2 separate regions of the Homo sapiens genome follow, and region 2 is linked to region 1. The links are chromatin contacts, found by Hi-C or POLR2A ChIA-PET in ENCODE. All regions are on one chromosome and are shown on one strand. The core of a region is the stretch at or near the end of the contact, and the rest is flanking DNA. Distances in the headings are between cores, read along the strand shown. Region 1 overlaps LINC01483 (long intergenic non-protein coding RNA 1483). Region 2 holds the start of LINC01497 (long intergenic non-protein coding RNA 1497).

Evidence for each region. Hi-C counts contacts between places; a loop is a spot of excess contacts on that map. ChIA-PET counts read pairs that join two places held with the same protein, here RNA polymerase II (POLR2A). Pooled maps may share reads with other maps.
Region 2: a loop to region 1 is called in a map of IMR-90, with 3 times the contacts of the local background. The contact joins the promoter of LINC01497 here to the enhancer-like site in region 1. A Hi-C loop is called at or near these places in 4 of 168 maps with a recorded cell type or tissue (IMR-90, PC-3, mammary epithelial cell and 1 more) and 5 of 50 pooled maps. POLR2A ChIA-PET finds 5 or more read pairs at or near these places in 1 of 52 experiments (Panc1).

The regions. Positions count from the first base shown.
Region 1 is chr17:69,606,018-69,613,575 of GRCh38, reverse strand. The region is part of intron 2 of LINC01483 (long intergenic non-protein coding RNA 1483); the gene reads right to left. Among named protein-coding and RNA genes, the nearest start is that of LINC01483, 16 kb to the right of the region's middle. RefSeq lists enhancers at 6,094-6,363, 5,439-6,638. Within about 2 kb of position 4,460, at least 8 of the 41 ENCODE cell types and tissues checked have a DNase peak (open chromatin) inside an H3K27ac peak, as active enhancers do; they include IMR-90, PC-3 and mammary epithelial cell, where a contact is called at or near this core.
Region 2 is chr17:69,957,358-69,964,915 of GRCh38, reverse strand. It overlaps LINC01497 (long intergenic non-protein coding RNA 1497), which reads right to left and starts at 3,209. Exons shown (of 5, transcript NR_110875.1): 1 at 3,079-3,209; 2 at 364-534.

The sequences.
Region 1 (7,558 bases), core at 3,211-5,710:
CTCATGGGTAGGAAGAATCAATATCATGAAAATGGCCATACTGCCCAAGGTAATTTATAGATTCAATGCCATCCCCATCAAGCTACCAATGACTTTCTTCACAGAATTGGAAAAAACTACTTTAAAGTTCATATGGAACCAAAAAAGAGCTCGCATCGCCAAGTCAATCCTAAGCCAAAAGAACAAAGCTGGAGGCATCATGCTACCTGACTTCAAACTATACTACAAGGCTACAGTAACCAAAACAGCATGGTACTGGTACCAAAACAGAGATATAGATCAATGGAACAGAACAGAGCCCTCAGAAATAACGCCGCATATCTACAACTATCTGATCTTTGACAAACCTGAGAAAAACAAGCAATGGGGAAAGGATTCCCTATTTAATAAATGGTGCTGGGAAAACTGGCTAGCCATATGTAGAAAGCTGAAACTGGATCCCTTCCTTACACCTTATACAAAAATTAATTCAAGATGGATTAAAGACTTAAACGTTAGACCTAAAACCATAAAAACCCTAGAAGAAAACCTAGGCATTACCATTCAGGACATAGGCATTGGCAAAGACTTCATGTCTAAAACACCAAAAGCAATGGCAACAAAAGACAAAATTGACAAATGGGATCTAATTAAACTAAAGAGCTTCTGCACAGCAAAAGAAACTACCATCAGAGTGAACAGGCAACCTACAGAATGGGAGAAAATTTTCACAACCTACTCATCTGACAAAGGGCTAATATCCAGAATCTACAATGAACTCAAACAAATTTACAAGAAAAAAACAAACAACCCCATCAAAAAGTGGGCAAAGGACATGAACAGTCACTTCTCAAAAGAAGACATTTATGCAGCCAAAAGACACATGAAAAAATGCCCATCATCACTGGCCATCAGAGAAATGCAAATCAAAACCACAATGAGATACCATCTCACACCAGTTAGAATGGCAATCATTAAAAAGTCAGGAAACAACAGGTGCTGGAGAGGATGTGGAGAAACAGGAACACTTTTACACTGTTGGTGGGACTGTAAACTAGTTCAACCATTGTGGAAGTCAGTGTGGCGATTCCTCAGGGATCTAGAACTAGAAATACCATTTGACCCAGCCATCCCATTACTGGGTATATACCCAAAGGACTATAAATCATGCTGCTATAAAGACACATGCACACATATGTTTATTGTGGCACTATTCACAATAGCAAACACTTGGAACCAACCCAAATGTCCAACAATGATAGACTGGATTAAGAAAATGTGGCACATATACACCATGGAATACTATGCAGCCATAAAAAATGATGAGTTCATGTCCTTTGTAGGGACATGGATGAAATTGGAAATCATCATTCTCAGTAAACTATCGCAAGGACAAAAAACCAAACACTGCATGTTCTCACTCCTAGGTGGGAATTGAACAATGAGAACACATGGACACAGGAAGGGGAACATCACACTCTGGGGACTGTTGTGGGGTGGGGGGAGGGGGGAGGGATAGCATTAGGAGATATACCTAATGCTAAATGATGAGTTAATGGGTGCAGCGCACCAGCATGGCACATGTATACATATGTAACTAACCTGCACATTGTGTACATGTACCCTAAAACTTAAAGTATAATAATAATAAAATTAAAAAAATGATTATAAAAAAAAAGGAAAAAAAAACTGACCTCTTTTACCTAAAGGTTTTTTATTTTTCCCCCACAAGGTCATACATACTGTTTTTTTTTCTTTTTTAAATTTTAATGTAGTAAGGAACACTTAACACTTACCACATCTACCCTCCCACCAGATTCTTAAGTGTTCAATATAGTAATTGCTGTGCACATACAGAATGTTGCATAGCAGATCTCTGGGGCTTATGCATCCTGCATAACTGATTTTTTGCCCTTTGATTAGCAACTCCCCATTTTCCCCTCCCCTCAGCCCCTGGCAACCACGATTCTCTTCTTTGCTTTCTTGACTTTGGCTGGCAGAGACAAATTCTTAGTAATCACCTATAAAACTGCTAAATTTAGATTTCTGAAGGTTTTAAACTACTGAGAGGGCAGTTGGCAAGGCTTTATTCCTGATTCTCGACTGCACTTATATATATCTAACTACTAGCACCTGCCTTGGCCTTCCTCCTTTCAATCTTGTATTAGTCTGTTCTCACGCTCCTATCAAGAAATACCTAGGCTGGGCATGGTGGCTCACACCTGTAATCCCAGCGGTTTGGGAGGCTGAAGCAGGTAGATCGCCTGAGCTCAGAAGTTTGAGACCAGGGTGAAACCCTGTCTCTACAAAAAATACAGAAATTAGTCACGCGTGGTGGTACACACCTGTGATTCCAGCTACTCTAGAGGCTGAGGTGGGAGGTTGGCTTGAGCCTGGGAGGTGAAGGTTGCAAAGAGCCAAGATCACACCACTGTACTCCAGCCTGGGTGACAGAGCCAGACTCTGTCTCAAAAACAAACAAAAAAAAAGAAATAAGAAAGAAAGAAAGGCCTGAGACTGAGTAATTTATAAAGAAAAGAGGTTTCATTGGCTCACAATTCTGCAGGCTGTACAGGAAGAATGACAGCATCTGCTTGGTTTCTAGGGAGGCCTCAGGAAACTTACAATCATGGTGGAAGGCAAAGGGGAAGCCAGCACTTCATATGTCCAGAGCAGGAGCAAGAGAGAGAGGGACGGGGGAGGTGCCACATACTTTTAAACAACCAGATCTTGTGAGAACTTACGACACAGTACCAAGAGGGGATGATACTAAAGCATTCATGAGAATTCCACCTCCATGATCCAGTCACCTCCCACCAGGCCCCACTTCCAATATTGGGGATTACAATTTAACAGGAGATTTGGGCAGGGACACAAATCCAAACCATATCAAATCTGTGATGTTGCTTTCTTACCACCTATATCACTACCTACTCACAGCTATAAATAATAGAGAAAATAATGCATTTACAATAGCATATCTCATAGTTTCTATCTGCCTGCCAATGTAATGACAAGCAACCTCAGCAGAAACTCAAAGATAGCAGAATGCAATTCTAATCAGAAAAATGCCCCTAACAGTTCAGTGGCTCACTCCAATCTGTAGCAAGCTCACTCACATAACACTCCACCCAGAGATCTCTGCAGCTGATATGGTTTGGCTCTGTGTCCCCGCCCAAATCTCACTTTGAATTGTAATAATCCTCATGTGTCAAGGGTGGGACCAGGTGGAGGGAATCGGATCATGGTGGCAGTTTCTCCCATGCTGTTCTCGTGATAATGAGTGAGTCTCAAGAGATCCGATGGTTTTATAAGCATCTGGCATTTCCCCTGCTTGCATTCATTCTCTCTGCTGCCACCCTGTGAAGAGATGCCTTCCACCATGATTGTAAGATTCCTGAGGCCTCCGCAGCCATGCAGAACTGAGTCAATTAAACCTCTTTTCTTTATAAATTACCCAGTCTTGGGTATTTCTTCATAGCAGTGTGAGAACAGACTAATACAGCAGCTGTTATCCATCAGCAACATCAGCCTTACTTAGATGGTTAAAAATAAAATGTTGTATTTGGGGTGGGGGTCAGGGTGAATGGGGAAGGCAGTGGCTAGCCCAAGGCATTTTCTTGCTCAAGGAATGATTTTTGAAGATTTACAATTGTTTCTGTTCCTCTTCACTGGTATTTTCACCAGATGGATTTTTTGCTAAATGCCGCAGAGAAAATCATTAGCCAGCTTATATCCCTTGAGTAATGGTATTTAATGGTTTTATGCAGAAAAGTTACATTAATATAAATCAGTGGTCCTCGACAGGTGGCAATCCTTCCCTATCCCAACATTTAGCAAATTCTGGAGACATTTTAGGGGCAGGAAATTCTAGCGGCATCTAGTGGCAAGGGCCAGGGATGCTACTAAATACCCTACAATGCACAAGACAGTCCCCCACAACAAGGAATAATCTGACCAGAGGTAAATCATGCCAAGGGAAGGAAACCCCAGTCACTCCATAATTTAGCTATGAATGCATGTATGCCAAAAGGGGAAGGAGCTATAATGCAATATCAAAAAAAATCACAATGTAGCAAAAAAATTAAGCTAACACGATCTTTGTCATAGAAGAAAACTTGTGACATTGGAATAGGGAGCAAAAAGCCTTTGAAACACAGTAAGGGAACTTGCATTTATAACAGGTCACAAAATTAATTCAAAAGATAACAGTGCCCTGAGCTTGCCAAGTATGCCATCGTGACTGTAGCCTCATGGATTCATAGGCACGCCTGTAAGAATACAGAAATAGGTTTATTTAATCCTGACTTTCTTTTGAGCACTGGCAACAGATGAGTTCTCTGCGCCAAATCCTGCCCATAGAAAGCTAATGGGTGTTGCACGCAGTTATCCAAGAACACAAATTGGCTTTGTGGTTTCTTGTGGCATTTGGCTAGCTGAATCAGAGGAAACAACTAGAAGCTGAGGCAGATGGTTCACAGGCAATATGCTATAATGTCTTCTTACAAATATGTAGTTATGTATTAATAGGTAACCTCTTGGGAAACATGGACAAATATATCATTTTTTGCAATTCTCAGTTTCTAATACAGCTCTGTATGTTGTTGGTGCTCAATACCACTGGTTTCATATTTGTTAACTATCTCATACTCTATTCAAACTCATATCCTCATATCTTTGGAATGTGGAAGCAGACACAAACAAGCAGCTTAGCAAGGAGCACTGACTAAATACCAAGTACTGCATCAAGGGCCAGAAACCCAGTGATAAATAAGATGAGTATGTTGTCCACCATTTCTGAGCCTATTACTCCTCTGAGTTTATTGTGGCCCTTTCTATCTAAGTGAGGCTGAAGGCCACTCCTGTAACAGAAGTAAAAGTTGAAATTCTCAACTCCATGCTTCTTCCGTGAAGCCCTCCATCAGTAACATGCTAACAGGTTGGAAAAAGAGTTGACAAATATGTACACTGGTCAGGTAGAAGAGGAGACATGGTAAAAGAGGAGTAAAGGAGAATGGTATTCTTTCTCAGGTAAAGAAACTATCTTCAACAAACTCCTTTGACAGTAGGCAAGAGGGTGTATAACATGGTATTGAGTGGAGGCAGAAATATTAACCTAAACCAGAGCTACTGGTGCTGAAACAAAGATTCTAGCAATTCTGAGACCAATGGAAAAAAAAAAATTTTATAACCCGTCTGCCAGCCTGTAAGCCTGTTTCCACTTCAGAATTAATTAGTATCAACATTTTACCAGCCAATATGTCTCAAAAAAAAAAAAAATCAACAGTGTGCTCTGCTTTTTTTCTTGTGCAATAAACCCCTAGGGATTACAGATATATTTATACCACATCTTTCAGGACAGTTGGAAATATTAACCAAAAGTACGTACCTAATGATTGTTTTCATTGTAATGCATTTGTATTATTTTCAATGAATGAAATTTATTAAATGACTATATAAATGTGATATGTCTATATATAAAACAAGTTCCATAAGCATACATAAAGCAGAAAATTTTGTCAGACTATTATATTCTGACTTAGGCATGGTCATCTTCCACTTGTAAGATTCGTATCTCCCATACATAAGCTAAATGACTCTGTAGAAGATTATCTGGTCAGAAGATGTGACTAGAAATTCATAAATGTTCTATTTCTATTAAACCTGCCTCACTGACACAGCCCACTTTTGTTCTCTCCTATTCTGCAAGACTTCGAAGGCTGGTTTAACATTCCTGTGTTCTCAGCTATATAATTCTGGTCTTTCCACCAAAGCAGTTTTATTTCCTGACAGTCACTACAGCTTATGAAAGCCAGTGCTATTGGGAAAATATTCCAAATGCACAGGTTATGTGGTTGTGGAAAATAGGCATTAATGGAAAAGGGACTGAAACCAAGTTCTCTTCCGATTGCTATTTTGGAACTTCTGGTTTTTCTGTGGAGCTCCAAGTCAGTGGTGATTGCAAAACCAAAGAGACCAAACAGAATATTCAAAAAGCAAATGACCAGGAGGAGTTTATTTAGAAAATAGATAAATACAAATTGTGCTTTATGGGTTTTCATGTTTATGTCAGAAGGAATGGGTAATGTTGGACAGTCTGAAAGTGATGCTGTGGAATTTCTGTATTTCTCTTTTGTTTCAAATCATTCTCCCTGTATCTGATACTAAACTCTTCAGAAAGGTTTCACAGCTGTGTCCTTTGGGCACAGGGCATGTTCTGACATGCAGAGGATTATCTTGTGCAGCCTGTGGCCGCCAGCGCCACCTAGCTTCTGTATACATTTCCTCAACTCAACAGTTTTCCAAATTGTTCAATTAAATGAGCCAGTCTTCCATGAGAGCTCAGTATCGGTCTCACAGATTTTGAATGATGAAATTGAGGACGCGAGTTGGAACAGCCAAACTGCTCTGAATGGTTGTCAGGTAGAAAGACATGTTCTCTAAGTCTGTGGAACTTTAGGTAGGATTGACAACAATTCTCAATGCATTCATCACCTGCCTGTCTTTTATTTGACAAACCTTTGTGTGCCAAGCAGTTAGATAACGTGCACAGAGACCCAGCTTCTGAATTTTAACCACTATGTTTCAAATTAGGGAGGATTTCTAAGAAGAGAGTCTTTGCTAGGCTCACACTCAGGGACTGCTTCCCAATGAAGGAGATCAGAATATGTCACCCCAAAATATGCCGGCATAAGAATTATTTTGAGCTGGGGGCAATTGAGAAAAAGCAGACACAGAAGAGCTCTGCCGTCCCCCTCTGCTTAAAGCAGGGCATAAACTTCCCCTCGTGAAGGTGTTAAAAGAAAAACTTTAGACAAATTAGATTTAACAATTTAATTAAGCTCATGAATCAAGCAGCTCCCAGAAGCAAAATAGGTTCCCAGCGACTCTTGGGCTGCCACATGGTCAGATAACATTAATCGACAGGAAATGGAAAGTGAGGTTCAAAAAATAGAAGTGAGGTACAGAAACAGCTGGATTGGTTACAGCTCAGCATCTGCCTTATTTAAACGCAGTTTAGACAGTTGGCTGCCTGTGATTGGCTGAAACTCAGCTGCTGTGATTGGCTAAAACTTGGCTACTTGTTTCAAGAATAGGTTACAGTCTATATTTCCACAGCCCCTTGAGTTACAGTTCACTGTATATGGCGAAACCTTAGCTTTAGGCTAAACAAAGGTGTCCCCCACCCTCCCCTATTAGAAAGAGGAGAACAACCCTTATCAGGAGATGGAGATAGCACCAAGATGTGCTGTGTAAGCAAACTTTAGTAAATAACTCTTGTTTATTATTGCTTTTCCTCATAAATTTACCTTCCCACCATTCACCACCCCTGGAAGCCCAAACCCTCTTTCCTCTGTCATAGTCGCTTCTCCCCAGGTTATCATCCTTTGCTAAAATGTTATAGATGCCCTCCAGTTTACCTGCTTTTTGGGGGGTTTTCACCTCTTTTCTATGAAAACCCTGCCCACATAAGAATATTAACATCACATACAATGTGTACAATTTTCTTCCATTCATCTATCTTTGTCAGTTTAACTTGCAGGCCCACCCTCAGAATATAAGAAAGTAAAGAAAAACT
Region 2 (7,558 bases), core at 1,960-4,459, 350 kb before region 1:
GAATAGTCACTTAGAGGATTGCTCTACCAGAAACTCCCAATGTTAATAAGAGATAAACTTATTATTTAGTTAAGTCATTGATATTTGTAGCTTTTCTCTTACACTCCATGTTAAGCAGAATGATGACACACCCTCAAAGATGTCCACTTCCTTATCTTTGGAACTTGTGAATATATTAAGTTATATGGCTGAATGGGGGAAATTAAGGTTGTAATGGAATTTAGGTTGCTTGACAGCTGATATTAGAAGAGAGGGGTTATCCTGGGTTATCCACGTAGGCTCGATGTAATTACACGGCCCTTAAAAATGGAAGAAGGAGCAGCAGAGGAGATCACAGTGATGCCATATCAGGACTCAACTCACTGTTGCTGGCTCCGAAGATGGAAGATTGGGGATAAAAGCCAAGGAATGCAGGTAGCCTCTAGGATCTGGAAAAGACAAGGAAATGGATTCTTCCTTAGAGTCTCCAGAAGGGAAGGTAGCCCAGCCAACACCTTGATTTTGGTCCAATGAAAAACACTTCAGACATCTAACCTAAGAGCAAGAAGATAATAAATTTGTATTATTTAAGCCTCTAAGTTTGTGGTAATTTGCTACAGCAGCAATAGAAAACTAATACACAGCCATTAACATTACATTTATAAGTTTAAATTAAATGGCATTGTATAAATCCCTCATGCATCTCCTCCTTTCAGCCTATCAAAACATACTCTCAGATTGTTAGTTCATACTCTGTATAAATGCCTAAATAAGATAAAATTAATACCTCCCAAAGAGATTTGAACTTCAAGGGGAAATCAAGTATTACAGTTAATGCATAAATCTCTACCAGATGGAAATTCAGTCTGGCCTAGAGACTAGGAGAATTATTATTACAGCTAAATGGCAACATATAGTTCTCTTACTTTACCTTCCAATGTTTCAGAACCATGCTTTCTCTGATTTTAGATTACCATTTGTTAAAGAGTAAGGAAGATGGCTGGGCGCAGTGGCTCACGCTTGTAATCCCAGCACTTCTGGAGGCCGAGGCGGGTGGATCACCTGAGGTTGGGAGTTTGAGACGAGCCTGACCAACATGGAGAAACCCCGTCTCTACTAAAAAAAAAAAAAAAAAAAAAAAATTAGCTAGGAGTGGTGGCACTTGCCTGTAATCCCGGCTACTCAGGAGGGTGAGGCAGGAGAATCACCTGAACCTTCAACCCAGGAGGCAGAGGTTGCAGTGAGCTGAGATGAGCCATTGCACTCCAGCCTGGGCAACAAGAGCGAGACTCCGTCCAAAAAAAACACACCAAAAAACAGAATAAGGAAGCTACTAAAACTGGGGAATTGAGCTCTAGGATATCTAAGCTACAACAGAGATGGTTTATCTGAAAACAAAAATTACTTAACCACTCTAGCTTGTTTTCCTTTCTCCAAGATGAAAGGCATTAGAGTTATACTAACTGGCCTGGTAGATCTCTGTCTGTTCTAAGCTGCTGTAAAGCAGATGAGTCTATATTTCTCTAATGGCTCCCACGCAAATTAGTTTATTAGCAAATATAAATTTTTACATGTTTGACTTTTTCCCACTCTAATTGTTCTTATGACTGATATCCAACTAAGAAGAAATGTGACAATAGTGGGTAGTGACAGAATGACCATTTAGGTATTAAAATTCTTTCTTCACTTAATTGTCAACTGGTTAGGAGAAGTGGGATAACTTTCTCTTCTGACGGAGGGAAAAAATGACCAAGGTATTGTAAAGAAAGTTTAATCAGCAGACATCAGACTTGGTTGGAATCATACACATGGTAGTAACAGTCAAGCAAAGATGGAGGAAAGATAATAGACAGCATCTGGGAAATGGTACTGAAAAAGAAGTGGGACACAAAATCTCCATTAGCAGAGAGACAACAGTAGTCTTTTTGTGTGGTTTACTGTTATAAAATTCTGAATAGGAATTCTGTTTCACAGCTGTTAAAAGAGAATTGAAATACAACTGTGTCCAATAATTGAAAAGCAGCTGTTCATTCGCCATGTCTAAAAACAATTGTATAGGAGAAATTGGCTTGGCAGTACAGCAAAAAAAAAAAAAAAAAAAGTGTAATTATTTTTAATTGCCAAAGTGGGGAAGCAATCTGACAGTGGAATAGGACATTGTATGACATCATGAAATCTGCTTTTCTGAGAGTTGAAAAATGGTTAACATTTTCTCTGCCTGATGTGCTATCCGAAGGCAGGAAGGAGTCCCAGTTCATCCCTTATAGGCCCTTAGAGAGAGCATTGTGATGCCAGTTTCCTTTTTTTGTCTATTTTTCCTCCATATATGTACACATATTGTGCACATAACTGATATGTTTTCTTAAGACTTCCCTTTACAGTAACTATTTCCCACTCTGCTGCAGACTAACAAAAACAGAAAACTAAAGGGAAATCAGTGTGAGTCCTGAAAGTTGTGTCCTGCAGTAGGGATTCTGCATAAAACACAAAGAGAGGACACAAAATACGCCACTTTTCAAGTCACATTTACAAAAGGCTTCTCTTTTATCATAATTCACTCGCCAAAAATATAATTGGACAGTCCTTTAGCATTCTGCAGTATTTCTCAGCACCAGCAAAGAGACAGTAAGGAATTTTTCACCAAGAGCCATGAGTAAAGAGAGCTTGTAGCCTTCTACAAGGATCTGGTTGCTCTGAATGGTCAAGTAATCGTGGGAAGTTTATTGTCAATGCCCGGGTAGCAACTCTTTCAACTATGTGATGATCCGCTTTTTTGCTTGCTTTCTATTAAAAAACTGTATTTGATTCTGTGCAAATTCATAAACCAAACACAAAATTCAGGGGTTAAAGAAAACAGTTCTGTAAACAGATGAGACAGACATGCTAATACATTGGAAACATGCTATTTAAATTCAGACTAGTTAAACAGGATGCCCTTTTGTCACTGACCAAATTGTTAAATTGGTGCCTTGGCAAGAGCCTTTTGTACTCTGAAGATTCCCGGGATCCAAACCTCTGTGGTATTAAAACAAACAGAGTAAATATTTTCCTTGAAGTTTACATCCAAGATCTAAATATTTCCAAGCATGTCAAACTCACTTTTCTCCACCGCTCCCTGCAGGGTCCGTGTAGACTTCGGCTGCCAAAGAACCCAGTTGAACTTGCCTTGGGAGGGGCTCCATCCCTGAAGACAAGCAAAGCTCAGAGCCAGAAGCAGGGTGTCTTGCAGCTGTGCTGCTCTGCTTGGCAGAAGGAACTCACGCAGCAGCAGGTGTGCTATCTGCTGACTTCAACACACAGAGACGGGGAAGGCTCTGTCCTTGCTGCTTGCTCCCTAAGCTTGAATATCTGCCATTCCCTTTTACCTATTTGCAGAGAAGTGCCAAGAACCTACCCCGGAAAACCTGCATTTCTCTTCATTAGCTTTAAGTGTGCAAGTCAGCTTTCTAGCTACATAACTTCTAGCTACATAACTTAAGCTAGTTGCAACTGCAAAATAAAGTGATTCCTCTGCAGAATCTAGCAGAGAATATTAACAAACTCTGTTTCTTCTCTCTCTCCCTTGTTTCATATTGTTTTCCATCCAACATGCAGCTGAAGTTCTCTTAGAAAGAGACTACAAAGAACCACAATTGAGTACCACATCAGTATTTTTTTTGGACCTTGTATCTTGGGGACTTACTCTGAAAGTGTCCCAGCATAATCGCGAAGACAATGCTCTGCTCTTTCTTTTTTTTTTTTTTTGGTAGTTACTGACAGTAAATTTTCAAACTGCCATCTCAAATTCAGTGTAATTGAACTCAACCAGAAATAATGAATATAACTGTGGGTATCAATACCTTTGCCTTTAAACTCAGTGAGGTACTTCAAAGTACCTCATCCCACCTCTAAGAAATGCACTTACATTTACCTGGAGTTACCTAATATAAATGAGCCCAGTGCTGCACTGGCCAGGCCTTCCTTCACTGAAGAACTTGTTGCTCTTCAGCTGTTGGCAGATGGCCATAAGCTGGCTGCCCTTCCAAGGATTGCCTCTGTTACAGAGAGCAGCCTTGCCCAAGGACACATCCCTTTGCAGGGAGCCCACATCCAAAAACTGATCAAGGAGGGAGTGTAAGGGCCTGTTCATTGCAAATCAACCTGAGAAAATGCTGAAGGGTCATTCTAGCTCTAGAAATCTCTATGAGATTCCCTGAAGCTGTGATGGGTCTCCGTGGAAGCTCAACTTCTTTCTCTGCCCTGTCTGCTTCCTTCCCCTAACTCGAGAGGTGTTGAATCCAAGGATGCACCTTAATTAACATAACGAGCTCTTAATTTCATCTCAGATTCGGCTTCCCAGGAACCCTAATCTTTGCCACATAGGCTCCTACAAAGCCCATTTTGGGGGGAGTCATGTCTGCATTTGATGCAGGCATCCAACCAGTCAAGTATTTGATTAAATAGGTACAATGTATAAATTTATATCCATAGGAAAATGAGGAAGGAATATTTACTTCTATCTTGGTAGAATATATAGTCAAGTTAGAGAGTTAGCATAAATATATGAAAACGTAACTCATTATATAACAAATGATAAGTATCCAATGGTTACATGGCATTGGGACTTATCAGAAGGGAAGATTGGTTTTAGGACAAACTAGTTGCTGGTTCTTTCAGGAGCAGTAAGTTTATTGTAACCCATTATTATCTGCAGGCTGTTCTTCTATGAAAGTCATCCCATCAGGACATACAAGAGTCTTCACCCTAGAAATGAGATTGATTCTGAGTAGCCTTCCTGCTGCTCTGTACCTCATGGTGAAACTGTCAGACAATTCACAATGGCAGTAGGTAAAAAACATACTTCCATAAATACTTTTTCCATGAGATCTGCTATCGTTGACCCTCTTCTTCCTGGGTTGCTTAGGTTCCCAGGGACTCTCCACTTTCCCCCTTCAAACTCCAAAGCATTGACCCATAATGAAGGTGCCTTGCCCCTCTTCTGGCTGAGCTGGTTTGCAGGGTTGGCCCTGCCAATCCAAATCCCCAAAGCTGGGTCTTGCTCTCACCTGTCTTGACTTTGCCTTTCTTGACATCTTCATTGTTTCCATTTCTACTTCTAAGTTCTCATCTCCATTTTGCCCCTTCTAGATTCTATCAACCTGCTGTGATCTCCCATCTCCTATGTAGAACTAACAGAATTTGCTCTGCCTTTTTACAAAATCACAGTCCAACATGGAGGCCTTGGGCAAATCATTTAATCTCATTCATCTTCAGTAGTCTCATTTACAAAATGAGGATACTAATTCCTACCTCCTGTAGATGAGAATGATAATGATTAATGAACTGACTTGAAAGCAGGAGTCTCCTGGGAAGAAGTAAAAACAAAACATAAACATAAAATCCTTGCCAAAACCATTACCTAGATTTACTGTATACCAAGCACTGTGTAAAGTGTTATATCATAATATATAACCCTCCAGTAGAAATTCCAAGGAACTGTGACAAAAAGTTGTGTCACTTGGGAATTAAAATGTGATTTATCTTTGGTTACTCTGACTCTATTCCAGGTGTAATCTGAAACAACACCCTGCCCATTCTTGCACAAGATCTCTTTCCTTTCTTTTTCATTCTCAATCCTACCCCATTCTAAGTTAAGCCTTAGCAATTTATAACCCGTCTAAAATGCTGCCTAATTGATTTTCATGACTCTGATTGAATGTATCTGCATAATTCCCTTGCCCCCTCAGGCTTGGAGCCAGGTGGAGAATAGTTTCAGGAGGGCAGTGTCCTATCTGCTAGGATGGGGCTCTTGTTATCCATAGTAGAAATAATAGCAACAAGACCTGAAGTAGTATCCTGGAGCAAGGCCACCATCAAAACTGTGATACAAAACAAGATTGCTAATCTGAGGAGGACATAAAGCATAAAACATGGGCCAATACTAAATCAAAACAGAGCATAAATAAGGACAACCAATGAACAAGCTATATCTAAACACATATGAAAAGGTTAAGTGGGAACTGTTTTTAAAGTGGAGAATATATGACTTTTTAAACACTTGCAAAAGCCACACAACCATCATTACAACCTAATTTCAGAACATTTTTAATCACCTCAAGAAAAAAAACATATCCATGAGCAGTCACTCCCTAGTTCCCCCTCGCTCCAGCTTCTGGCTATCCCTACTCTACCTTCTCTCTCTGTACATTTGCCTATTCTGGACAATGTGCTTCGACTTCTAGTTGGCATTGTTCTGCCGGATGTATTGAAAGAAATTGAAATGTGGTGCATTCTTTCCTGTACACCTCCATCGATAATTCGCGTCATATCTTACTCCAATTTTGCTATCCCTTTCATCAAGATTTTAACACTCTCTTCTCTTCCCTTCCTCTCCCCTTATACAACTGTTTCCGTTGCTCTTTGGTTTGAGGTTAAGATGCTTCAGCCTAAATTCCATCCAACAATTTTGCGCCCCCCTACTTCCACATGTGCCCTTTAATAGGAATCCCAAGTTTACATATTATTTACGACTAGATCTAATGCCACCTCCTCCACCATGTTTCCCTAGATCAATCCAAGAAGTTAGCTCTTTTTCTTTTATGATCTCCATCTCCTAGAGGACTCTGCACCATTCCTTGCTGGGTACAAATATGCACTCCTCTGCTGTAATTATTCCTCCCCCTTGACTGTAAGTTCCTTGATTAATGGTACCATGTTTCTTTCTCACCCACAGTGCTGACACATTGTGAACAATAGTAAGTGCTTGCTGAATAAATATACAAATAAAAAGGAAATCGCATGAAATACCCAATGTAACCCCCACTTAGATAAGTGTTACATAGAATTCTGGAATTAAAGACCAAGATAATACCGATTACCATATAACAAATACAGTGATTTGTCTAGATACTTCTAAACTTTGGATACAATAAAATGCGTTAGCGAGCATTATAAATTGTTGGAATACACTTAAAGGCACCTAAATTAATGGGAAACTTGTAACTTAAAAATAATATAATCATTAATTTTAAAGTGAATGAAGACCATTTGCCCAGTGACTTCAGATTGTTATTCTACTGAGATTTAGATTTTGATAAAAATTTGTAATGAAGAATCTGTATTCAATAGTTTCTCCCTTCTTTTCAAGCTATCTTCTTCAACCCCTCCATTCTATTTCCCTTATGTGAAAATGATAATAAATTGCCATAATAATTCTTCCCATATACACACAAATCCACTTATAACCTTCATTTTTCTCAACACAATTTGTCAGCCTGTCTTCCCAGCCAGTGTGTTTTGAAAGTGTGAAGTTCACCCAAACAGGTTTCTTTCTTTTGACACACATCTTAAAATGTCATTGATTAATTTATTGTGCAAACATTTAATGGAAATCCTGTCTTGTGTGAAGCACAGTGTTATAAAAAATTAATATGCTGAGGCCTCTGTCTTTATGGTTCACATGGTTTTGTAGTGGATCAAGATGCCTAAACATAAGTTAAAGAGAGATGCATGCAGAAAAGAGGTTTAGGTAAAGTGTCTGTGAGTTCAGAAAGTGTTTGGATGGTGAAACAATTGAGCTGTAATAAAACTGTCTTTTGAC